Linked DNA regions of Homo sapiens: regions 1, 2, 4, 5, 6 and 7 are each linked to region 3. Evidence: chromatin contacts called from ENCODE Hi-C or POLR2A ChIA-PET data. All regions are on one chromosome and are shown on one strand. The core of a region is the stretch at or near the end of the contact, and the rest is flanking DNA. Distances in the headings are between cores, read along the strand shown. Region 1 holds the start of PCK2 (phosphoenolpyruvate carboxykinase 2, mitochondrial). Region 2 holds the start of IRF9 (interferon regulatory factor 9). Region 3 holds the start of HOMEZ (homeobox and leucine zipper encoding). Region 4 holds the start of NEDD8-MDP1 (NEDD8-MDP1 readthrough). Region 5 holds the start of DAD1 (defender against cell death 1). Region 6 holds the start of RABGGTA (Rab geranylgeranyltransferase subunit alpha). Region 7 holds the start of PSME1 (proteasome activator subunit 1).

Evidence for each region. A loop is a pair of places that touch in the nucleus more often than their neighbours do. ChIA-PET counts read pairs that join two places held with the same protein, here RNA polymerase II (POLR2A). Pooled maps may share reads with other maps.
Region 1: a loop to region 3 is called in a pooled map, with 5 times the contacts of the local background. The contact joins the promoter of PCK2 here to the promoter of HOMEZ in region 3. A Hi-C loop is called at or near these places in 4 of 50 pooled maps. POLR2A ChIA-PET finds 5 or more read pairs at or near these places in 2 of 52 experiments (activated CD4-positive, alpha-beta memory T cell and activated T-cell).
Region 2: a loop to region 3 is called in a pooled map, with 8 times the contacts of the local background. The contact joins the promoter of IRF9 here to the promoter of HOMEZ in region 3. A Hi-C loop is called at or near these places in 2 of 50 pooled maps. POLR2A ChIA-PET finds 5 or more read pairs at or near these places in 2 of 52 experiments (GM10248 and WTC11).
Region 4: a pooled map shows a loop between it and region 3 (3-fold over the local background). The contact joins the promoter of NEDD8-MDP1 here to the promoter of HOMEZ in region 3. A Hi-C loop is called at or near these places in 5 of 50 pooled maps. POLR2A ChIA-PET finds 5 or more read pairs at or near these places in 2 of 52 experiments (HepG2 and activated CD4-positive, alpha-beta T cell).
Region 5: a map of B cell shows a loop between it and region 3 (24-fold over the local background). The contact joins the promoter of DAD1 here to the promoter of HOMEZ in region 3. A Hi-C loop is called at or near these places in 2 of 168 maps with a recorded cell type or tissue (B cell and CD4-positive, alpha-beta T cell) and 8 of 50 pooled maps. POLR2A ChIA-PET finds 5 or more read pairs at or near these places in 1 of 52 experiments (activated naive CD4-positive, alpha-beta T cell).
Region 6: a pooled map shows a loop between it and region 3 (7-fold over the local background). The contact joins the promoter of RABGGTA here to the promoter of HOMEZ in region 3. A Hi-C loop is called at or near these places in 3 of 50 pooled maps. POLR2A ChIA-PET finds 5 or more read pairs at or near these places in 2 of 52 experiments (CD8-positive, alpha-beta memory T cell and WTC11).
Region 7: a loop to region 3 is called in a pooled map, with 5 times the contacts of the local background. The contact joins the promoter of PSME1 here to the promoter of HOMEZ in region 3. A Hi-C loop is called at or near these places in 6 of 50 pooled maps.

What each region holds. Positions count from the first base shown.
Region 1 is chr14:24,092,759-24,095,680 of GRCh38, forward strand. PCK2 (phosphoenolpyruvate carboxykinase 2, mitochondrial) reads left to right here and starts at 1,553. Exons shown (of 10, transcript NM_004563.4): 1 at 1,553-1,676. The coding sequence starts at 1,648. The region is part of intron 1 of NRL (neural retina leucine zipper); the gene reads right to left. RefSeq lists a silencer at 1,319-1,568 and enhancers at 1,576-2,225, 1,879-1,948.
Region 2 is chr14:24,160,015-24,163,020 of GRCh38, forward strand. IRF9 (interferon regulatory factor 9) reads left to right here and starts at 1,251. Exons shown (of 9, transcript NM_006084.5): 1 at 1,251-1,324; 2 at 2,130-2,310; 3 at 2,952-3,006. The coding sequence starts at 2,131. It overlaps RNF31 (ring finger protein 31), which reads left to right. Exons shown (of 21, transcript NM_017999.5): 20 at 225-393; 21 at 506-641. The coding sequence ends at 559. RefSeq lists enhancers at 978-1,367, 2,357-2,416.
Region 3 is chr14:23,284,517-23,287,602 of GRCh38, forward strand. HOMEZ (homeobox and leucine zipper encoding) reads right to left here and starts at 1,616. Exons shown (of 2, transcript NM_020834.3): 1 at 1,397-1,616. The coding sequence starts at 1,436. RefSeq lists a silencer at 1,346-1,755 and an enhancer at 1,846-2,125.
Region 4 is chr14:24,230,585-24,233,616 of GRCh38, forward strand. It overlaps NEDD8-MDP1 (NEDD8-MDP1 readthrough), which reads right to left and starts at 1,783. Exons shown (of 7, transcript NM_001199823.3): 1 at 1,666-1,783. The coding sequence starts at 1,683. It overlaps NEDD8 (NEDD8 ubiquitin like modifier), which reads right to left and starts at 1,783. Exons shown (of 4, transcript NM_006156.3): 1 at 1,666-1,783. The coding sequence starts at 1,683. It overlaps GMPR2 (guanosine monophosphate reductase 2), which reads left to right and starts at 2,345. Exons shown (of 10, transcript NM_001002002.3): 1 at 2,345-2,393; 2 at 2,635-2,756; 3 at 2,895-3,014. The coding sequence starts at 2,670. RefSeq lists enhancers at 1,647-2,512, 1,679-1,973.
Region 5 is chr14:22,587,974-22,590,876 of GRCh38, forward strand. DAD1 (defender against cell death 1) reads right to left here and starts at 1,251. Exons shown (of 3, transcript NM_001344.4): 1 at 974-1,251. The coding sequence starts at 1,184. RefSeq lists enhancers at 248-889, 890-1,531.
Region 6 is chr14:24,270,347-24,273,454 of GRCh38, forward strand. RABGGTA (Rab geranylgeranyltransferase subunit alpha) reads right to left here and starts at 1,251. Exons shown (of 17, transcript NM_182836.3): 1 at 1,141-1,251; 2 at 767-823; 3 at 491-601; 4 at 1-112. The coding sequence starts at 769. It also overlaps a transcript of NOP9 not described here. RefSeq lists enhancers at 569-778, 1,519-1,598 and silencers at 969-1,258, 1,329-1,428.
Region 7 is chr14:24,134,820-24,137,941 of GRCh38, forward strand. It overlaps PSME1 (proteasome activator subunit 1), which reads left to right and starts at 1,375. Exons shown (of 11, transcript NM_006263.4): 1 at 1,375-1,482; 2 at 2,166-2,198; 3 at 2,324-2,386; 4 at 2,502-2,612; 5 at 2,701-2,746; 6 at 2,881-2,978. The coding sequence starts at 1,444. RefSeq lists silencers at 949-1,368, 1,419-1,708.

The DNA of each region.
Region 1 (2,922 bases), core at 303-2,802, 810 kb after region 3:
TGTTTCTGTTGCAAGTGGCAGAACTCCAATTAAAATTAGCTTGAGCAAGAGAAGAAATGCATCAATTCCTGTAACTGAAATCAGGAATCCATTGCTCGCCATCTCCCTGCTCTGCTTCCTCTAGGCTGGCTTCTGTCTCAGCCAGGTTCCTGCTTTGCAGTGCCAAGCTAACACTCAGCAGCTCCAGGCTTATATTCTACCAGCTCAGCAACTCAGCAGAAAGAGAGCTAACTTCCAAAGTTTTAGAAAAAGTCCCAGAGAGGGATCTCATGCCCATCCTTGAACATCCTTGATTGCTGTGGCCAGAGTGAGGAACACAAAAGTTGGCTAAGCTGCAAGCCTACCCCCAAGAGGGGTGACATCAGACCCACATGACAATACAGACTGAGGAGATGGTTCCCCAAAAGAAAATCAGGGTGCTATTACCAGAAAAGGCGAGTGGATGCTGAGCAGACACCCATCATAGATATGCTGAGTTTGAGGTGCTATATAGCATTGTGGGTGATATCCAGTGGTCTCAGGTTGGAGAGAGATGTCCCAATGGAGGTATAGCTTGAGAAATCACCTGAGGACTTTATGATGGTAGTTGGGTGGGCAGATGAGTTTCCTCATTGGATTGTGGAGAGAAAGAATGACCAGGCCGGGCGTGGTGGCTCACGCCTGTAAATTCCAGCACTTTGGGAGGCCAAGGCAGGCGGATCACGAGGTCAGGAGTTGGAGACCAGCTTGGCCAGCATGGAGAAACCCCGTCTTTACAAAAAATACAAAAAATCAGCCGAGTGTGGTGGCAGGCGCCTGTAATTCCAGCTACTCTGCAGGTTGAGACAGGAGAATTGCTTGAACCCGGGAGGCGGAGTGTGCAGTGAGCCGAGATCGCGCCACTGCACGCACTCCAGCCTGGGTGACAGAGTAAGACTCCGTCAGGGGAAGAGGGGATGTGCCGGGGGAGGAGAATGACCAGATCAGAGGACCAAGGAAGAGACCCAGGGGTAGAGAGACTCCACCATTTCATGGCAAGGCAGAAAGGAGCCTTGATCAGGAGGAGAAACGGGGATTTAGGAGTTGGGGACTAAGTGGACCTTAGCATTGGGCACTTGGACTACAGAAAGGCCCAGGACTCAGGGTGTCGCGTCCCCAGGAGGAGGAACTGGAAAGGCAATGCCCAACCCCCTAACTTCTAGACGTCTGGCCCCTGTAGTCTCCCGCCCCTGGCCTCGCCCCTCGTTCCTAGCTTGTTTGCCACCTAGTGTCTCTCCCGGGAGCAAGAGTCCTCAAAGTTACATCATGTGCGGCTGGGAGGGCGGTGGCGGATGGGGGGCGGGGCCTCGAAGTCGGGGGCCGAAGAGTGGACCCAGTCCTCCAATGGGAGAGATGGGTTTGGCGGTTTGGAGGCAGGGGTTGGGGCGGCGGCTGGGCTGACCTGGAGCCTGGAGCCCCGGGGCCGAGGGAGCTGGCCTGCCAGCGGGGCGGAGGAAAGCTAGTGCCAGCCCTACCAGGTTCCGCCCCCGCGCCTGCCCCCCTCCTTTTTAAGCGCCTCCCGCCAGCCTCTGCTGTGGCTCGCTTCGCCGCGCTCCCTCCTTCCCCGCCTTCCATACCTCCCCGGCTCCGCTCGGTTCCTGGCCACCCCGCAGCCCCTGCCCAGGTGCCATGGCCGCATTGTACCGCCCTGGCCTGCGGTGAGTGACCCCCGGCCCGGGGCCCACCCGCACCTTCCGCTGCGCTCGCCCCCTCGGGGCTGCCAGTGGCGCTCTCCTGCTCTCAGCCTCCGCCAGGTTTCCCATCCTAGGCGGAGGCGGGCAGGGGCGACTGCTGTGGGTCCAGCCTCCCGCGCCGCGCGTCTCTTGGGAGGGCAGCCGGCCGGTGCTCCTCGTTTCCGCCTGCACCTCCCCTTCTCTGCCTCGCTCGCCTCTGACCGCGCGATCTCTATCTGCCACTCTCAGAACTTCCTCTCTCTCCTCGCTCCTCTCTGCTGAGCCAGGTCTCCGCATATCCTCCTTTCCTTCCCAGATACCTCCCTCGGACCTCTAACGGGCTCTCAGCCAGCGCCCCAGGGTACTTCGAGAGGCAGCAGGGCCCTGGGGACAAGGGTACGTGAGCCCCGGGAGACTAAGCTCAGAGCCCCCTAAAGAAGGTGGAAGGTTAAATATCCATTCCCGGCCTCTCCCGGACTGGAAGGACTGGAACCTGGCGGGAAGTCCAGAGCAGCCCGAGGGACCTGGGCCCAGGGGAGGGAGGCAAGCAAGGTGGGAGGAGGGCGCCAAGTTGCCTTCGTTTCTTACATAGCTGGCTTCTTCCTCCGTCCAGGCCTGGAGCCCCCAGGCTCGTCCTGTTTGTCTGCCTGTCCTCTTAGTCTCCTATTTATTCTCTGAGGCCTCTCTTCTCAGCTTTTGTCCCAGAGTCGGAAGTGACCCACATCTGTCGCACAGCCCGTTCCACTTGGGCAGCCCTTGTGGGTGGTCTCTGAAGGAAACGTCCCACTTAGAGGGCTGCAAGAGGGTGTGGGGGCTTCACAAGAGATAACGTGAGCCAGGCTCCAGGGAGAGAGAGGCTGTCCTCAAGACTGTGTGCTTGAAAACTGATGCTCACGGAGAACTTCCCTCTGAGGCAGGAACAGACCCAGGTCCCAGTAGCCCTCCTCCCCTGCCCCTGGGGCCACACTGATCATCTATCCTGCTTTAGCGGAAACCACCCCAGCTTCTACCCCAGACAGACTCAAGCTCCCGTATCCATGCTCTGAGCTTTCTTCCTTCCCCAGGCTAACACCCTCTGAGTCTGAGCTGCCAGCAAGCTGCTGTTCCACCCTCCCACCAACACCAAAGCTCTCTAGGCATGTGGCCTCTAGGAAGAAGAGCCAGGGGAAGCACGGGGTCACGTGGTCCTGGGTGTGGGGGCAGTTTCTGATGGGCGAGGCCTTGATAGAGG
Region 2 (3,006 bases), core at 1-2,500, 880 kb after region 3:
GGCATGCCCAGGCAGTAAAATGGGTCCTTGGGAGCAGTAGGTCTTGCAGTGGGTGGGAGGGAGGAGGCTTTCTGGGCAAGGGCATGGGTAGATAGTAGCAGGCAGTGTGGGCACAGGTGGGTTGTTAATCTTGTTCGTCCAGGTGTCTCAGAGTCCAGCTATGTTAGACACACTCAGTTAATATTAGCCAACACAACAAATATTCTGCTCCCTTTTCTCCCCAGGGCACACTACAAAGAGTATCTTGTGAGCCTCATCAATGCCCACTCGCTGGACCCAGCCACCTTGTATGAGGTGGAAGAGCTGGAGACGGCCACTGAGCGCTACCTGCACGTACGCCCCCAGCCTTTGGCTGGAGAGGATCCCCCTGCTTACCAGGCCCGCTTGTTACAGGTATAGCCTCCACCCAGCCTCATCTCTTAACCCACCCTACAGAAGTCACCTGGTGCTGACTGTGTCTGAGCTCCAGGCTTCCAATATCATTACCTTCTCTCTCCTTCTGCAGAAGCTGACAGAAGAGGTACCCTTGGGACAGAGTATCCCCCGCAGGCGGAAGTAGCTGAGGGCAAGGGTCCCGATGAGGGTCCCATGGCCTGCTCCCTCAGGAACAGCTCCAGCACCAATAAAGAGGCATCTTACCACCCAGGCTTCTTGGTGGTCCTTCTTCCTGGTGCCACCATCTAGGGGCACCAGGGAAAGAGCGGGGTGAACAGAGCTTTGCTGAAAAGGGCCCCCTGCAACCTAGTGCCTGACCCTCCCTGGACTCAGGACCAGGAAGGAGTTGACACCCTGGATGGTCAAGGGAGGCCCTCCCCATCCAGCAGCCTGGCCTGGGCTTCCTCCCTCCCTGCCTCCTTTTTTCCTTTCATAGAATTTGACTGGTATTTGAAGTCACCCAATATGTATCAGGTGGGCACTGTGGGGGAATGCAGATGCACAGGTGTACACAGCAGTCCAGAGGTCCCAGGCCTGACTCCAGGAAACTGGCCTCCCTGGGGAAGCCACGGTGTCACCCAGAGGTCAGATAGAAGCAAGAGTATCTGAGGGAGGCAGGGGAATGAGCCAGGCTGGAGCTGAGCCAGCAGGGCAGGGCCCCCCTGCTGCGACAGTGGCATCCTGATAGTGAGATGCTCAGATGCTGCTGCCCTCTAGTGGCCGCCAGTTCCCTGCAACTCAGACCACGTGATTTCTGGGAAAAGGCCCTCCCTGGAGGAGAACTGAAACTTAGGGTGGGGACTGTAGAAAGGGGCGGAGAGATCAGCCGCCCAGCCAGGAGTTAAGCTGAGGTCGTCTGAGCCCTGCGACAGCCTGGACAGCAACTCAGGTAAGATCAGCCAAGGATGGGAGTCAGCCTGGGATCTAGGGCTAGAAAGTCCAGCCAGATTGAGGGCAGGGGGTCCTAGGGGTCGCTCTGTTAGACTGAGGGATAGACAGAAGATCTCTTAAGTCAGGAAGTGGGAGATTCAGCCTGAGAGTGAGACTGACAAGGGCCAGCTCCCCAGACCCTTGTAGGCAAAGGTCAGGAGGACCTACTGCTGGATTGTTCAAGGAAGAAGGCTCCTGGCCCCAGCCTCAGTGGACCATTTGTTTCCTTGCCATCTGGCCCTGCCCACTTCTGCTGCAGCTCCAACCCCACCCCTACTTCCTGCCCCACCTACTCCTGGGGCCGGCAGGGGGTGGGGGTCAGGCTAGGTTGTGTAGGCTGTGGGGCGGTGGGTGAAGAGCCTGATGGATCTCAGCAGAACCTACCTCTGCTGATGCTCGGGAATCTAGACAGGGCCTGTCACCAGGAACGATCACCAAAGGAATTCTTTTGTAAACAATACATCTCTGAAAAGTCCTAAAATTAAGACCAGTGCCCAAGGTTTCCTTCCAGGTATCACAGCTTAGAGTGCTAAAAACAATGTTTTGGGGGGTTTTGTTGTTGTTGTTGTTGTTTGTCACTGCTAGTGATGGCAGAAAGGAAACAATTCTGTCCCATAGAGTGTTGAAATGTGTTTGGAGCTAAAAGAAGATGGATGGGATCTCTGGGACCTGTTGCCAGAATCTAGTCTCAATGGCCAGGGTCTCAGGAGATGTTCCCTCCCAAAGTGTCAGTTCTGATGCATCCTGCTCCTATTATCCCCCAGGATGGCATCAGGCAGGGCACGCTGCACCCGAAAACTCCGGAACTGGGTGGTGGAGCAAGTGGAGAGTGGGCAGTTTCCCGGAGTGTGCTGGGATGATACAGCTAAGACCATGTTCCGGATTCCCTGGAAACATGCAGGCAAGCAGGACTTCCGGGAGGACCAGGATGCTGCCTTCTTCAAGGTGAAAGGGCCTGGAAACCACTGTTCCTCTGTGTGTGGGATGGTGTATACACACTGGTACACTCATCCTCGAGCACTTGCGTCTGCCTGGGTTTCAGATAAGGGACAGATTGGAGAGGAAAACTAGCTGCATCATTTGCAGAGTCCAGTACAAAATGAAAATGTGGAGGCCTTGTTCAAAAATTTTAGGGATATTGGCCAGGCACGGTGGCTCACGCCTGTAATCCCAGCACTTCGGGAGGCCAAGGTGGGTGGATCACGAGGTCAAGAGATCAAGACCAGCCTGGCCAACATGGTGAAACCCTGTCTCTACTAAAAATACAAAACTTAGCTGGGCCTAGCGGTGCATGCCTGTAGTCCCAGCTACTCGGGAGACTGAGGCAGGAGAATCGCTTGAACCAGGGAGGTGGAGTTGTAGTGAGTCGAGATCGCACCACTGCACTCCAGCCTGGTGACAGAGTGAGACTCTGTCTCAAAAAAAAAAAAAAAAAATTTCCAAGGATTTCAAGATGGCAACGCAGAGCACAGACCCTGCATAATCCCTTCTGAGCTCAGAGCTGCACGCCTGTAAAGCCAGTCCTATTGGAGGGGCAGGTGGAGCCTGTAACACACTGCCTCTTCTTCCCTTGCTTTCTTTCCTAGGCCTGGGCAATATTTAAGGGAAAGTATAAGGAGGGGGACACAGGAGGTCCAGCTG
Region 3 (3,086 bases), core at 366-2,865:
TTTTGTGTGATTACAAACCTGCTTATGTCCATATTTTTCAGTGTCTATATAATAATGTAATTAAACCTCATGTTAAACCTATGAAAAATCACTGCATTAAAAATTGTTTCTTCAGGAATACTGATTTTTAAAAAATTGCTCCTATGAAAACTAAGTCAAATGTTTTGGAGAGACATAACGCAAGGAAGAGTATGCATTTTAAAAATTGTTGAGTTGGGAGTGAGCAAGACAACTGTAAAAGATTGAGCGGTGGGACTTAATCTCAAAAGTACTCTGCACTCAGAAGTGTCTAAATTCATACTTCACTTTAAATAAAGCAAAACGGGAAACCAAAGATGATGAAAGTGCCTGAGTGGCTCTCAGACTGCACACTAGAATTACCTGGGAAGCTTAAAAACCAGGCCACCCTCCTTCCCATTCAGGTTCAATAGTCTGTACTGGGGTCCAGGCATCCAAAGTTTTTAAAAGTTCTCAGGGTACAGCCAGGTTTGAGACTCCCTGTGTAGTTAATACTGGAAAGAGAATTGGGAACTCTGAACAGCAGTCTTAGACACAAAAACAGTCTCACCACTACATCAAAAGATTGGTGAAATGGATATACTTTTAATTATAATGTTTAAGATATGTATGCATTATCTTTAAAATTCCCAATCTGGCTTTTTCAATTACTACCAACTAACCGAATCATGTAATATAAAAGGGCTTCAAGTGTATGATGGGAAGGAGGTTCACATGACAAAAAAAAAAAAAATCTCCTGATAGGGGCCCACATTACCAAACAGGTCTCAGCTTGAGTCTTCTTTCAGTTTAGGAGTCTCAGAATAGGACGCAACACTAGGAACCCCAGAGGACTCAGGTTCTCAGTTTCCTGGTTGGTTCTCTTAGTATGGCTGGGTACGGGAGTCAGAGGGGCAGTTTCTTCTAAACCTTTCATTCCCAAAGGCCACTGATCCCCAGAAGCAAGGCCAGGTTCTGCACGTGTGTTGAGGTCGCCAGGAGGTAGCCGTGGGGGTTGGGGGTTTGTGTGGCGGGGGGGCCTGGGAAGGAAATGTTTCTCCTATCCTCCATTTCACAGGCAGTCCAGAAGGCTCCGAACTGGGTCAGGGAACAAAAAGTTATTGCACTTGGGACGATAAGCCCCATGAGGCAGGCGAATCTCAATCCTACTCTCGCCAAGGGCGCCCCAACCCAACCTTCTTGCCCTCCCCTACACAGACACTCACCCTCCCCTAGTTACAACAGGGGAGGGAACCGAAAAGTCCAGAGGAGAAAAAAGAGAGAACCGGGCCACTTCGAACCTAGAATTATCCCCCCACCAGCGCGGGGATGGGGCTCCAGAGGTGGGAGACCGTACACGAGCTGGGAGGGGAAGTCCAAGGGGCTGGGGATCACTCACCGCAGTCCAGCCCGGGCGGCGGCTCCCAGCCTCGCACCATGGGCCGGGGGGAAGTGGGGGAGAGGGCAGGGGGCCTCCGAGTGGGAGTGGGGTTGCTGCCCGGTGCGGCCGCTCCGAGCCCACCCCAGCGATGGCCGAAACCGGGACTGCCCCCCCCACCGTCCCCGGGAGCGCGCCGGTCTACCCAGCCCTGCTCGAGCAAGTTGGAGGCGGGGCGGATGGGTGGGGTGGGCGTCCAGAGGCGGTGCCAAGGTGGCCCGAGTCCTGATTGGTAGGCGCAGGCGGGCGGGCACGGGCGAAGCGCACTGGGCTGGCCATTGGCTGCGTGGGTCTCGGCTGAAGTCAGGTATTGGCTGCGTGGGCCTCAGCTGGGGTCATCTATTGGATGCGTGGGGCAGGGAAGATGTCCCCTGGGGCCAAGCTGCAGTGCATGGTACCTCCCCCTACCGTCGACCTATCGGCGCCGGACCTTTGGAATACACCGGACCAGGATCCTTCCGAAATTCCCCAAGGAGGGATACTGCACTTTGCTGAACTGTCTGGACCGCCAACAACTCCCAATTTGTTTCCTTCTGAAGGAAGCCCTCCAGGAAGACCTTTTCAGTGCCCCCTCCGGAGCCATACAAACGAGCTGCGCCTTTCCCAGCCGAGAGCCCAACCGCCACCAGCAGCGTCAGCTGTAACAAAGCGCCTAAAGCAACTGGGAACTTGTTCTCGAGAGGGATCAGATGTCTTGCCACCCGGAAAGACGAGGACCTTAGGAGCCTGCGGGCGACTTAGGCCGTTCCCCGGGTCAAACTGGCACCAGACAGATGTTCCCAAAGACGAAGTGCTGGAGCAGTCACCTCATTGGGACCTACCAGACCCTCAGGCTCCCCTCCCTGCCCTAGAAAAGAGGACGCGGAGCTCTCCATAGTATTTGTTTTTCGCTAGCTAGAAAGGGATGAAGACTGAGGTGGGAGAATGACTTGATTTCAAGAGTTCGAGGCCAGTCTGGGCAACATAGCGAGACCTTGTCTCAAAAAAATTTTTTTTAACTTACAAAAAGAAAGGGATGCCAATAAAATGGACTTCAACAAAGCAGTATCCCACACAGTATGAAGTTATGGGCCAAAATTTGTATTTTAGGATTCCCCATCTTCTGTGAGACAGAGTAACAAATGTAAGAAGACAGGCTTGCTCAATTCTGTTTGGCAACATAATTTCACAAAGCCTCTGACTCTGACGTCTCTGGAAAGATCCTTTGAAGACAAAACAGGATAGGGCACACAGTCCTCTATGTCTCTTGCCTGAGTCGCTATATTCCTTAAAAGATAAATGGGCTGGGCGCAGTGGCTCATAAACCTAATCCCAACGCTTTGGGAGGCCAAAGAGGGAGGACTGCTTGAGGCTAGGATCCAAGACCAGCAAGGGCAACATAGCGAGTCCCTGTCTCTACAGAAAAATTTAAAAATTAGCTGGACTTGGTGGCATGCACTTGTAACTACTCAGGAGGCTGAGGCAGGGGGATCATTTGAGCCCAGGAGTTGTAGGCTGTAGTGAGCTATGATTGCACCACTGCACTGCAGCCTAGGCAACAGAGTGACACCCTGCCTCTAAAAATTTAATAATAATAATAATAATAATAATAATAATAATAATAAAAGATAAATGACCCTAGTCCTTGCCTTTTCCTGCACATAAGATGATG
Region 4 (3,032 bases), core at 533-3,032, 950 kb after region 3:
ATTATTTCCTATTTTCTCCCCCTCTCTCTTTCTTTTTTTTTTTTGCAGGGGGAGATGGAGTTTCACTCTTGTCGCCCAGGCTGGAGTGCAATGGCGCCATCTCAGCTCACTGCAATCTCCGCCTCCCAGGTTCAAGGGATTCTCCTGCCTTAGCCTCCGAGTAGCTGGGATTATAGGCGCCCACCACCACGCCCGGCTAGTTTTTGTATTGTTAGTAGAGGCGGGGTTTCACCATGTTGGCCAGGCTGGTCTTGAACTCCTCACCTTAGGTGATCCACCCACCTCGGCCTCCCAAAGTGCTGGGATTACAGGCGTGAGCCACTGGGCCCGGCCTTTTTTTTCAGGCAGGGTCTGGAGTGCAGTGGTGCCATCACTGCTCACCGCGGCTTCGACATCCCAGGATCAATCAATCCTCCCATCTCGGCCTCCCGAATAGCTGGGCCTACAGGCATGCGCCCAGACCCTTGGCTAATTTTTTGAATTTATTGTACAGGCAGGGTTTCGCCATGTTGCCCAGGATGGTCTCCAACTCCTGGGCTCAAGCGATCGGCCTGCCTCGGCCTTCCAAAGTGCTGGGATTACAGGCGTGAGCCACCGCGCCCAGCCTATTTTCTCTTTTTAATGGCGCCAGTGACCCATTCACCTATTAAATTGATGTTACGACTCTTATATAGGCCGCTACTCAACGTTAAAAAAAATCATCTTTAACATACTATTTTAATACTAGACCTCAAATCTTAGCTAAGAAGTAGTTTGGAAGGACTGGGGAAGAGAAGGTTAAGAATGACTATTATGTACGGTAAATATGCTAAGAAGCTGATGAAATAACGATAGATTTACTTAGCTACAAAAAGGCCAAACTAGCATTAGACTTCACTTGTCAGCAGTTTTGTTTTTTTGAGGGGGGCGTGGGGGGGGGGGTCTCTGTCTGTCTGAAGGCACAAAAGAGGAAACAGCAGATAGGACTAACGAGGGCTGGAAATTGGTGAAGAACCACCACGGGAGTTGAGAGATGCAGATGAAGGAAACCATGGCTAGTAGCAAGAACTAGGGCAGCGGTAACTAACCTGCCTCAGCCAAGGAAGTGAGGCTGGTCCAGGATGCCAGGCTCAGAAAGGCAGGTACTGACTGAACACACTCCCCGCTTTGGTTCCTGTAGGACGGGTGAGATACCACACCTTGGCAACCACCAGTAAAGGCTCATAGTCTAGCCCTTGGGAGGCCCCGATTTTAGGGCTGTGCTCGGAGGCGACCTACGTTAGGGACTGGGAGAAGCAGGTACCCTGGGAATGAAGAATGGAGAGCAGCGCTTACTCCAAGAATCTGAGAGACGGGGGAGTCAAGCCGCTGCTAGGCCTTCTCTATGACTGCGGGGGTTCGAATACAGTGAGACCCGACAAAAGCGACCCCATTCTGGGTGATAGCACAGTCCTGGCAAAAAAGCAGGCATGGCAAAATACCCCAGGGTCGTCAGGTGGGACCTGGGCCCCGCTCTCAAAGCCCTTCTGGGTCCCCCTATTTCCCACCACCCCTCGCGCGGAGCCCTGAGGCAGTCAGCGTCCTCCAGGCTAGGGAAAGGCGTGGTTTTCCTTCCCCACGTCTCCCGTAAGGCACTGCTGCCAGCCCAGTACTACTGCGTCTTGGCAAGGCTGGAGGTGCTCCCACCTTCACTTTAATTAGCATCTTCTTTCCAGTTTGGGGCTGCACACGGATAAATTGCTGCTCCTACCGCTCCGGTCGCCGCTGCCGCCCTCCAGCACTCTTGCCTGCAAGGGCCACTTCTACTTCCGGGTCACTGTCTGGCTCCACCCCCCCCCCCCCCCCCACTGGGTTCCGGAAAGGCTCAGGGTTGCTCCCGCGTTTCGGTTCAGTGACGTCGTAAATTGGAATGAGGCATCCAGTTTAGCAACAGCAGAGATGACGACTCTGCGATTCTGAGAGTCCCTGGCGAGCCCGGGCTAGCGAAAAGTGGGGGCAGAACGAACTACATCTCCCATCGTGCCAGGAGGCGGTCCCGCCCGTTTCCCCCTGGGAGTTGTAGTCTAACCCCCTCGGATCCAACAGCAACCTCAGTGCGTGAACTCTGTTATCCAGAAGGCCTCGCCCTGCCGCCGCCGAAGCTGGAATTCGTCGGCTAGTAGTTCTCGCCGGCAACTAGAGGAACCTGTTGGCGTGGCCCAGAAGGCTTAGCGGGATTGCACGAGGTTAGTTGCTAAGCAAGGTGGTCTTTGGTCAACTGCCGCCTGGACCAAGGCAACAGGAAGTGAGTACCTCTATTCCGGAAACTAGTTATGAACCCTCCCCGCCCCCCGTCGCCAACATTCCTTCGTTCCCCTAAATCAGCCTCTTGCCCCATTGCTCTTTGCAGGGGTAGAAGAAGGAAGTGTAGCGGGGTAAGGAATGCACCGTCAGGGTCTCTCACAACCCTTTCCCAGCTCTCCTCCCCAACAAACAGTACCTGGGATGGAGCCCTAGGGTAATCGCAGCCACGGGATGGGTCGAGGTGACAGGCTTCAGGGACCACACTTCGGCCTTTGCCCGACCTTCCACAACTTAAGCGAAGAGAGGCCACCAGCCGTAACAGGGCGTTAAAGCCCAGGGGAAGATTGGTCCTTATGACTTCCTGCCTTCCAGCCCTCAGATTCATCGCTACCCCGAGGCTAAGCGCCATGCCTCATATTGACAACGATGTGAAACTGGACTTCAAGGATGTCCTTTTGAGGCCCAAACGCAGTACCCTTAAGTCTCGAAGTGAGGTGAGCAAGCTTCTCTACTTGCTGTTTCTTGACCCCACGCTCCCGGTGGGCCACAACCAAGAAAGATGCCTGTCCTTGTCCTAATATGGTACGTTTTTTGGATTAATGAAATGGTCAATTTCCTGTTCATATCTGCAGGTGGATCTCACAAGATCCTTTTCATTTCGGAACTCAAAGCAGACATACTCTGGGGTTCCCATCATTGCTGCCAATATGGATACTGTGGGCACCTTTGAGATGGCCAAGGTTCTCTGTAAGGTAGGGCTTTCCTCATGC
Region 5 (2,903 bases), core at 1-2,500, 700 kb before region 3:
GATCTGCCTACCTCGGCCTCCCAAAGTACTGGGATTACAGGCATGAGCCACTGTGCCAGGCCTCCAGACAATTCCAATGCTGTATTTTGTCTGTACCCCAACTAGACCATAAACTCTTTACGGATAAAGAACATGTGCCAAAGCTTTTACCATAATGCCTCATATTGGACTGAAAATACAACTGATGACCTGACTGATGATCACACTGAAAAGAAACCATGAATGCTGGCATGTTTTCAAAGTCAAAGTAGCAGGTGATACCAGTGATAGAGGCCACGCCTGTTTTCAGTATTCACTGAATCCCCGTTGGGCAAGAAAAGTCAGATTTTAACAAAAATTGATGGAGACTGTTCTCGCTAAATATAGCAGTCTACAAGGTTACCAAATCCTGGAATCAAAAGGAAAAATAAGGCTAAAATAGAGTTATGTGAACAAAAATTGGGTTCAGGACAGTGAAATAACAGCTTCCTCAACAAGAAAAAAAGTAGTAGCAGCTAAAAGGCAAAATCAAGTAAAGGATGATTCAACAAGAAAAGCACCAGTATTTATATTCTTTGCACTTTCATTGAAACGTTTCACCGGAGATTGGTAATGATTAGGCCAAGATGACAGAGATGATTCAAGGTTGGGTTTTTCATTTGAAAAGTCTACTAATTTTAGAGTTGTGTTAAACCTAAGTTAAAGTTGGAATAGGGTTTTCCCCGGACCAATATTAAGTGAAGTGGATCACCAAGTGGAGTAGCGGCACGAAGGTGGTTTCTTTAGACTTTTAAGTCCAACTCCTACGGAGCCGTTTGGTATTAGGCATATAATCTAAGCTTTCTGAGCCTCAATTTCCCCATTCACAACAAAAGGGCAATGCAGGCTCTTCTCATAACTTCAAGGGGCGGTGGTCTGATATAGAGTACTATGAAAACAAAAGCAGCACACCAAAGTAACACATTATTATTATGATCACTTATAGAACCATTACCCGCTAGGATGAAACTCCCCACACAAGAGATGAAGCCCGAGAGAAAAGAGTTGAAGGGGAAGGTCCCCACGAGGAGACAGTAACCGAACTGCAGCGCCCCGGTCAGCAGTATATACAGCAGGTACGCGTCCAGCAACTTCAGACGCTGCGGAGTGGAGCTCAAGTACTCTTCTAAGAACCGCGAAATGACAGACACTACCGACGCCGACATAACTGCACGCAAGGTACTCCGGTCCGCGCCCCAAACTCTTGGAGGACCCGTCGACCACACCGGATGTGCTGTTTGCGCATGCGCACCCTCGTGACCTAACTCCGCCCTCCCCGGTGTGCCAATTTGCGCAGGCGCTGAGGCCGGCCAGGGCGCGTAACAACTAATGCGCAGACGCGGACTGCATCAACAGACTCAACTACAACTCAGAAAAGTTAATGCGTCTGCGCAATGGCCCTATCAATGAGCTGGGGACGTGTACTCTTTCTGTTCTGTTTCCGCCCGTCAGCTCGGTGACGCCCACAGTTGCTCTGGCAACAAGACACACTGGGAGGAAGAGGGGAATAAGCTTTACTGGGGACCGCGTAGCTAACCAGAGGTATCCGGCTCTCTCTGGTCCTTCTGAGTCCTGGAAGATTTAACGGTTTGCATCTACTTTGAGGCAATGCCTGGCGTTCCTGGGGTTTGATACCAGCCTGACCCTAATTCTGTTAAGGGCGCTGTCTGCAGATGTCTGTCACAGATCATTGGAACAAGTCAAGTTCATCCGCAGTGAGACCCGGCGCGGCCAATCACTGCACAGGCCCCAGTTTAGACTTAATTACTTGGGGGAGTGAGTGGGTGTGGTGAGGGGCGGGAGGCAGGGAGGAAGCCTGACCTCAGCAGGGTTCTGAACTGGAACTCGGGATCTGGCCCTGCAATGCCAACATTTATTGGGCGCCTCCTTGGGGCCTGACGTTGTACTAACTTGTAGGGACTCTCACGTGAATCAGATATATTTGCAGCCTTAAAAGAGCTGGTGAAGGGAGGGACAGCTGTCGAATGTCGTGCAAAAAGCATATGGTCAAGTTTAGCAGCTCTCTTTCCGCAAGCTGGTATCTTGAACCTGGTGTAATATCCCGGGATGTCAGCGTCGAAAGGCCCGAAAGAGCATGCCTGGTTCAACCCTACTCTCTCCAACTCATTTTGCAGAAGAAACTGAAATGGTTTCAGGTTTTGTATTTTAACAAGTGGGATTATTTTGAGGGTTTTAACTGTTTTTTTTTTTTTTTTTGAGACGGAGCCTTGCTCTGTCGGCCAGGCTGGAGTGCAGTGTCGCGATCTCGGCCCACTGCAACCTCCGCCTCCCTAGTAGCTGGGACTACAGGCACGCGCCACCACGCCCGGCTAATTTTTGTATTTTCAGTAGAGACGGAGTTTCACCATTGTTAGCCAGGCTGGTCCCGAACTCCTGACCTTGTGATCCGCCAGCCTCGGCCTCCCAAAGTGCTGGGATTACAGGCATGAGCCACTGCACCCGGCCTGTTTTAACTTTTTTTAAGAAATTAAGTTCTGGCTTTCGTTGCCCTTTTAATTTCACGTGAATCCGACCTTCTAGACCCAGTTCATCTCACCTTTTAGCTGTAAGTTTTTCCACACATGACCAGGTACTTTATTTTCAGCTTCTTAATATTTTGAACTGTACGTGAGCAAAATTCCTAAAACAGCAGGTGAACAACAGCGTTCCTGCCTTTTCACTTTTTTTTTTTTTTTTTTTTGAGATGAAGTTTTGCTCTTGTCACCCAGGCTGGAGTGCAGTGAATGGTGCGATCTCGGCTCACTGCAACCTCCACCTCCTGGGTTCAAGCCATTCTCCTGCCTCAGCCTCCCGAGTAGCTGGGATTAGAGGCACCTGCCACCACGCCCGGCTAATTTTTGTATTTTTAGTAGAAACGGGGTTTC
Region 6 (3,108 bases), core at 1-2,500, 990 kb after region 3:
GCTGCTGGAGCACCTCTCGTCGGCAGTTCCAGAGGGTGGCAAAATCAGGGTTGGCTCCCAGAATCTGGCTTGTCAGTTCCAGCACGGACTCATCCAGCTCACCAGCCTGGCGCTAAGAAGATAGGTGGCAGGGTTAGAGATCATATAATTTTCCCACTACAGGACTAAATAACGTAAACTTAAAACCATCCAATATTCTGTGAATCCCACATTATACAACAGGTACTATGAACCATGCTTTATGGCCTTACAGGTATTCTCTCATTTAATCTTCACAACAGCCTTATGCAGTAGGTGCAATTATTAGCCCCATTTTACAGATGAGCAAACTGAGGCCCAAAGAGATTCAGCAACTTGCCCAAAGTCATACAGTTATAAGTGAGATAACCCAGAATTGGATCTAGGCAGTCTGACTCTAGGGACCAGCTCTTGGCCTCTGCACTATACTAAGGGAGCTACTTGGGGTCGGGGCTACCTCTGAGGGCCCCACCTTCTGGAATACGGCCTGGGTGGCTGACTGGTATAGCTTCAGCTTCTGCTCTCGCTCTAGCCTTTTGGCCTCCGCCTGCTCTTCTGACGTCTTCACCTTCAGGCGTCCGTGCTACAAGGATGAACGGGTTGGAAGAGTGCAGGTTGCCTTGCAGAAGCTGACCTGCAAAAACCCCACACTGTGGAGCCCTAGGTTCATACGGGGCAACCATGGCACTGCCACTGGGGGTGAGGGCGCGGGCCTGCGGAGGTGAAGGGCTGGGCTCAGGGTTCTCACCATGGTGCCGGCTCAGGGTTCAAGACAGGGGAAGGGTCCAGTGGTAGCCCTTGAAGTCTGAGGAGAGAAGTGTCAATCACGTAGCCCCGCCCCTACTAGCTCCGCCCACAGCTGTGTCCGGAAGCAGCAAGCGTGCCTGGGCAGAGACCCCCAGAGTGTAAAGAGGTCCTGGGACAGGCTTTGCACGTTCCACAAGAGGTGAGCACCCGGACTAGGACTTCCATCCGTGTGGCCCTTCCTATAGCCCGATTCGCCCGGGCCAGAGCGCGAGCCGGGGCACCTGGGCGTTGGGGACCACTCTGCTCCCCAAAGGTTGCCGCTACCCGCCCGTCCCACGGCTCCCGGGCACCCCCGCCCCCCGCGGGCGGACCCACCTGCGCTGGGAGGAGGCGCGGGGGACGCGGAGCTGCGGCGCCCGCCACAGAGCCCAGGCGCTGGCTAGAGCGGCGCCACGTCCCGGCTCATCGAAACGCAGCGCACTCTGCAGGCTTGGGGAGGGACTTGCGGCGGAAGAGGCCGGCTCGGAGGCGCGTGCGCGGGGGCTCTGCGCTCGCTGTCCGGAAACGCCTCGTACCTGTTAGCCACCTGGTGTGTACGAGTGCGCACGGGCGACTGTAGCGTGCGTGTGAAATGGGGGGAGGACCATGCCAGTTGGTAACTCAGAGTGCAATGTAGTTAGTGGAAGAGGTTTCTCCAACAGCCGGAAACCCGCACCTTCACTACTCCACTGACCTCACCCTGGCCACACCGACAGCCTTCTAGATGTCAAATCTAACAGGGGGAGTTTCCTGTCATTTTCTCTAACCTCTGAAGCATTTGACGCTACCCATTTCTTTATACTTGACACCCCCATTCTGGCTTCTCCTCCTGCACCTCTGCCTCTCTCTTCTCATCTGTTCACCTCCACCCCTAAATGTTGGTGATCTCCAGGGCCCTTTCCTCACCCCTTTTTCACTTCACCCACTGTTCCTGGGAGAATGTTTAAATGTAAGCCTTCAACTGCTTCGAGTTGGAGCTCCTCAGAGCTGTTTTGGCCCACAAATCTGGCATTACACTTTCTCTGGGTGAGTTCATCCACACTCATTGTTTTAATTACTACCTGTAAATTGATGACACCCAAATTTATATCTCCAGCCCAGATGTCTTGCAAGCTTAAATAACAATAAATAATATACATGCACATACATATTCAAACACCTGTTGGATATCACCTGGTGTCCCAGAGACACCTCAAACTCCAAAAGCCAAAAGGTATAAATTATCTTTCATCCATCCTGTCTAAACATTGGCCTTTATGTTTTCTATTGTAGTGAATGGCACTATTTCCTCCTCACTTCTTAAACTCGCTTAAATACTCTTTCTCTTCCCACTGCCACTAGGAGTTCAAACTCCGAATTTCTTCTCCAGATTGTTGAAAGTCTTTTCAGTGTTCTCCACCTCATCCCTTGTTATCAGTCCATCCTCTGTGCTACTGAATCCATTTTTCTAAAATGCAGATTTGACGTCATATCTGTGCCTAAAAGTGCTGAGTGGCTCCTTTTCAGGATAGAATTGTAATCTCTCAGCTCAGCACATCAGACCTATTGGCATTTGGGCTCTGCCTACTCTCTGGCTGTATATCCTGCCTGACCCTGCCAAAAACTCTTCATGACAGCCTACAGAAATACTTGCAGTTTCCTAAATATGTTAGCCTGTTCCCTCTTGACTCTCCTTTCTCCACACTCCTCCTTTGCCACAGTAATTCCTGTTTATCTTTAAGATTTAACTTTTTGAACTCCACAGTACAAAGAAAAAAAAATGTAACTCAAGTGGCACCTCGAGGAAGTTCTCTAAAATGCCCCAGTCTGATTTGATAGACCTTCATATGTACTTTTAAAGACTGTGATTTTTTTCCCTGTGCCTACTGCAAAGAAGGTTTTCTGGTGGAGCCTTTATGAGGTTCAGGGTGGCTAGTGAGTGTGTGTGTACCACACGTACACGTGTGTGATGTCTTTGCGAATAGTGTGTCCATGTGGCATGTGTGTGTTTATAACTCACACCTGGGTAAGAAGGTAGTGCTTTAAATTTTTTTTTTTTTTTTTTTTGAGACAGGGTCTCACTCTGTTGCCCAGGCAGGAGTGCAGTGGCACGATCTCTGCTTACTGCAACCTCTGCCTCCTGGGTTCAAGCGATTCTCCTGCCTCAGCCTCTGGAGTAGCTGGGACTACAGGCATGCACCACCACACCCGACTGATTTTTGTAGTTTTAGAAGAGACGGGGTTTCACCATGTTGGCCAGGCTGGTCTCAAACTCCTGACTTCAGGTGATCTGCCCACCTTGGCCTCCCAGAGTGCTGGGATTAC
Region 7 (3,122 bases), core at 125-2,624, 850 kb after region 3:
TTGGCCAGACGCGGTGGCTCATGCCTGCAATCCCAGCACTTTGGGAGGCCGAGGCGGGCGGATCACGAGGTCAGGAGATCGAGTCCATCCTGGCTAACATGGTGAAACCCCGTCTCTACTAAAAATACAAAAAATTAGCCGGGCGTGGTGGGACGCGCCTGTAGTCCTAGCTACTCCGTAGGCTGAAGCAGGAGAATCGCTTGAACCCTGGAGGTGGAGGTTGCAGTGAGCCTAGATGGTGCCACTGCACTCCACCCTGGGCGACAGAGCGAGACTCCGTCCCCCAACACACACACACACACACACACACACACACACGTTTGCCAAAACCTGGTTTAAATCAGTAAATTATCCTGGAAAAAAAAAAAAAAACACCTGGCTAATATCAGAGAGATAAATGCTATGAATGTACTAAAACAGGATGATTTGTAATAGATTTGGAGGGAGGTTCCTTATAAAGGATGATGAAAATAGTTCTCTCTGAAGAGGTGACATCTAAACTGAGAACCGAATGACAACACCCAGGGTAAGGGTGTTTTAGGCAAAGGGATTATTAGCAAGGGCAAAGGCCCTGAGGCAGAAATGAACATGACACATCTGAGAAACAAATAGCCCAAATATTTGCAAGTGTAATGAATGAAGGGGCAAGCAGTAGAAAGTGGACTTAAAGGGGAGACAGGTGCGACAGCCTTTTGGATTTCATTCAAAGGTCAACAGGCAGCTGAGAAAGGGTTTTAAGCCAGAGAGAGGCATGAACCCGCTGCTCCGTGAGAGTGGGTTATAGAATGGCATCTGCAGCCGTGGTCCAGGAGAGAGTTGGTCCGGGCTTGGATAGGGATGCTGCCAGCTCTGGTGCCGGTGTTGCTACAGGTGCGCAGGATGTCGGCAGAGCCAGAGGCCCACGCTAGCAAGGCTAGGAAAGACAGGCCAGGTCTTATTCCATCTCTAGGGAAAGACGGAAGAGCCCTAAGTAAAGCTTATCTGTCCCAGGCGGAGCAGGGGAAGAAGAGAGCAGGTGGGGAGCCAGTTGGGAGGCGGGAGGTGGAGGTTGGGACGCGGAGAGACTGGCTTGGGCTTGGCGATGGGAGGACCCGGACCCGCCGTCCTCAGGCGGCGGGCGGCAGGTGGCGGGAGGCGGGAGGCGGGGACCGGGCCAGCGGAGGTGGGGAGCCTGGAAGCTGGCCCTCGCGAGGCGGCGCGGGGAGGGTGGGTGAAGAGCGCCTGTGCGCGCTAGGCGGAGCCTCACCCGCCGCCCTCCTCTGCGGCACCGCCCCTTCCATGGCAGGGCTGACCCCGCCTCCTCCATCCGACCCCGCCTCCTCCAGCCCTCCCCGCCCCACTACCCAGGAAGGCGGAGCTGGGTGCGAGCGCCCTACCGCTTTCGCTTTCCCTTCGCGGTGCCCACTCCACTCCTTGTGCGGCGCTAGGCCCCCCGTCCCGGTCATGGCCATGCTCAGGGTCCAGCCCGAGGCCCAAGCCAAGGTGAGCGCCGCGGGGTCTAGAAAGGGCCCACTGGGGAGGCGTGGCTGGAGCGGCCGGGGGCATCCCCGACCCGCCCCCCAGGCTCCCACGCGAGTCGGGGGCAGTCGGCCGAGCTGGCGCGCCCGGAGCACCTGCGCCCCGGGGAGGGCGGCGACTGCTGCCTGCGGGGAGAGGCGAGGCGGCCGTGGTTCTGCGGGGTGAGGTGAAGCGGAGAGCTGGCGTGGAGGGGAACTCCGCTGGCCTGGGGCCGGGGCCACACACAGACTGGGTGCGGGACTGCCCCAGCTACCTTCTGGCCTTTCCCTCAGGGAGGGTCCCGGGGCCCACCCCATCCCTGTCCTACTTGCAGAGGACTCTCAGCACCCCTCCTCACACCTGCCAGGCGACCCCAGAGATCTGTTCTCACGTGAACACTGGCCCTTCACCGCCAGGAATGTTCTCATCCCCCATATCCAGCCCCAGGGATACCCACTCCACTTTCCGTAGATCCAGGTCTGCAGAGATCCACCTTCTCCACCACCCCAACCCACCCTACAGGCATCCATCTCGCTTTCTTCAGGTCTGGCCTTAGAGGGATCCCCTCCACCCTTCCCCAGGTCAGGCCCTACATAACCCTAAGGGAACTGTCCTCAAATGAACTGGCCTTAAAGCCAAGTTTCTGAAGGGATGCGTGTGCCCCACAGGTGGATGTGTTTCGTGAAGACCTCTGTACCAAGGTAAGACATGCCCCATCAGCGTGGCCCCACCCCTGCCCAACTCCTACTGCTCAACCCTGCCTCACTACCTAGGACGGGCATTTGATGCTGACTCCCATCCTCCTCCACCCCCACCTCACACACAGACAGAGAACCTGCTCGGGAGCTATTTCCCCAAGAAGATTTCTGAGCTGGATGCATTTTTAAAGGTACCGCGGCTGGGCAGGGAGCTAGGGAGTAAAGGCCAAGAGAAGAGTCTGGAGGCTGTGAGAGTGAGGTGAGAGGAACTCCCTCACCTCCAGCCCTCCTCCCACCCTACACCAGGAGCCAGCTCTCAATGAAGCCAACTTGAGCAATCTGAAGGCCCCATTGGACATCCCAGTGCCTGATCCAGTCAAGGAGAAAGAGAAAGAGGAGCGGAAGAAACAGCAGGAGGCAAGCTGGGAAGACCTGGGAGAAGGGATCCAACTATGGGGGTAATCAACCTTAGTCCTGACTCTCATGAGCTCCTCTCTTTCTGCAGAAGGAAGACAAGGATGAAAAGAAGAAGGGGGAGGATGAAGACAAAGGTACTTGAAACCACAATGGTGGGAAGAGACTTGAGTCCCACTCACAGGAGCTCCTCCTAAGGATTTCTTTCCAGTCTCCCCTTCGCCCCTCACACAGGCTCAATCATGTGACTGACCCATTGCTCACTCTCTAGGTCCTCCCTGTGGCCCAGTGAACTGCAATGAAAAGATCGTGGTCCTTCTGCAGCGCTTGAAGCCTGAGATCAAGGATGTCATTGAGCAGCTCAACCTGGTAAGCCCTCCCCCTTAAACTCTCAGGCTTCAAGTCAAACCATTGTCCTCTTGGTCCCTGCCATTTAGGGCCTGGCACTTGCCAGGTTTTAGCAAGAGAGGGCACAGCAAGTGAAACCAGAAGTCCAGGCCCTGGGGCTCAGGA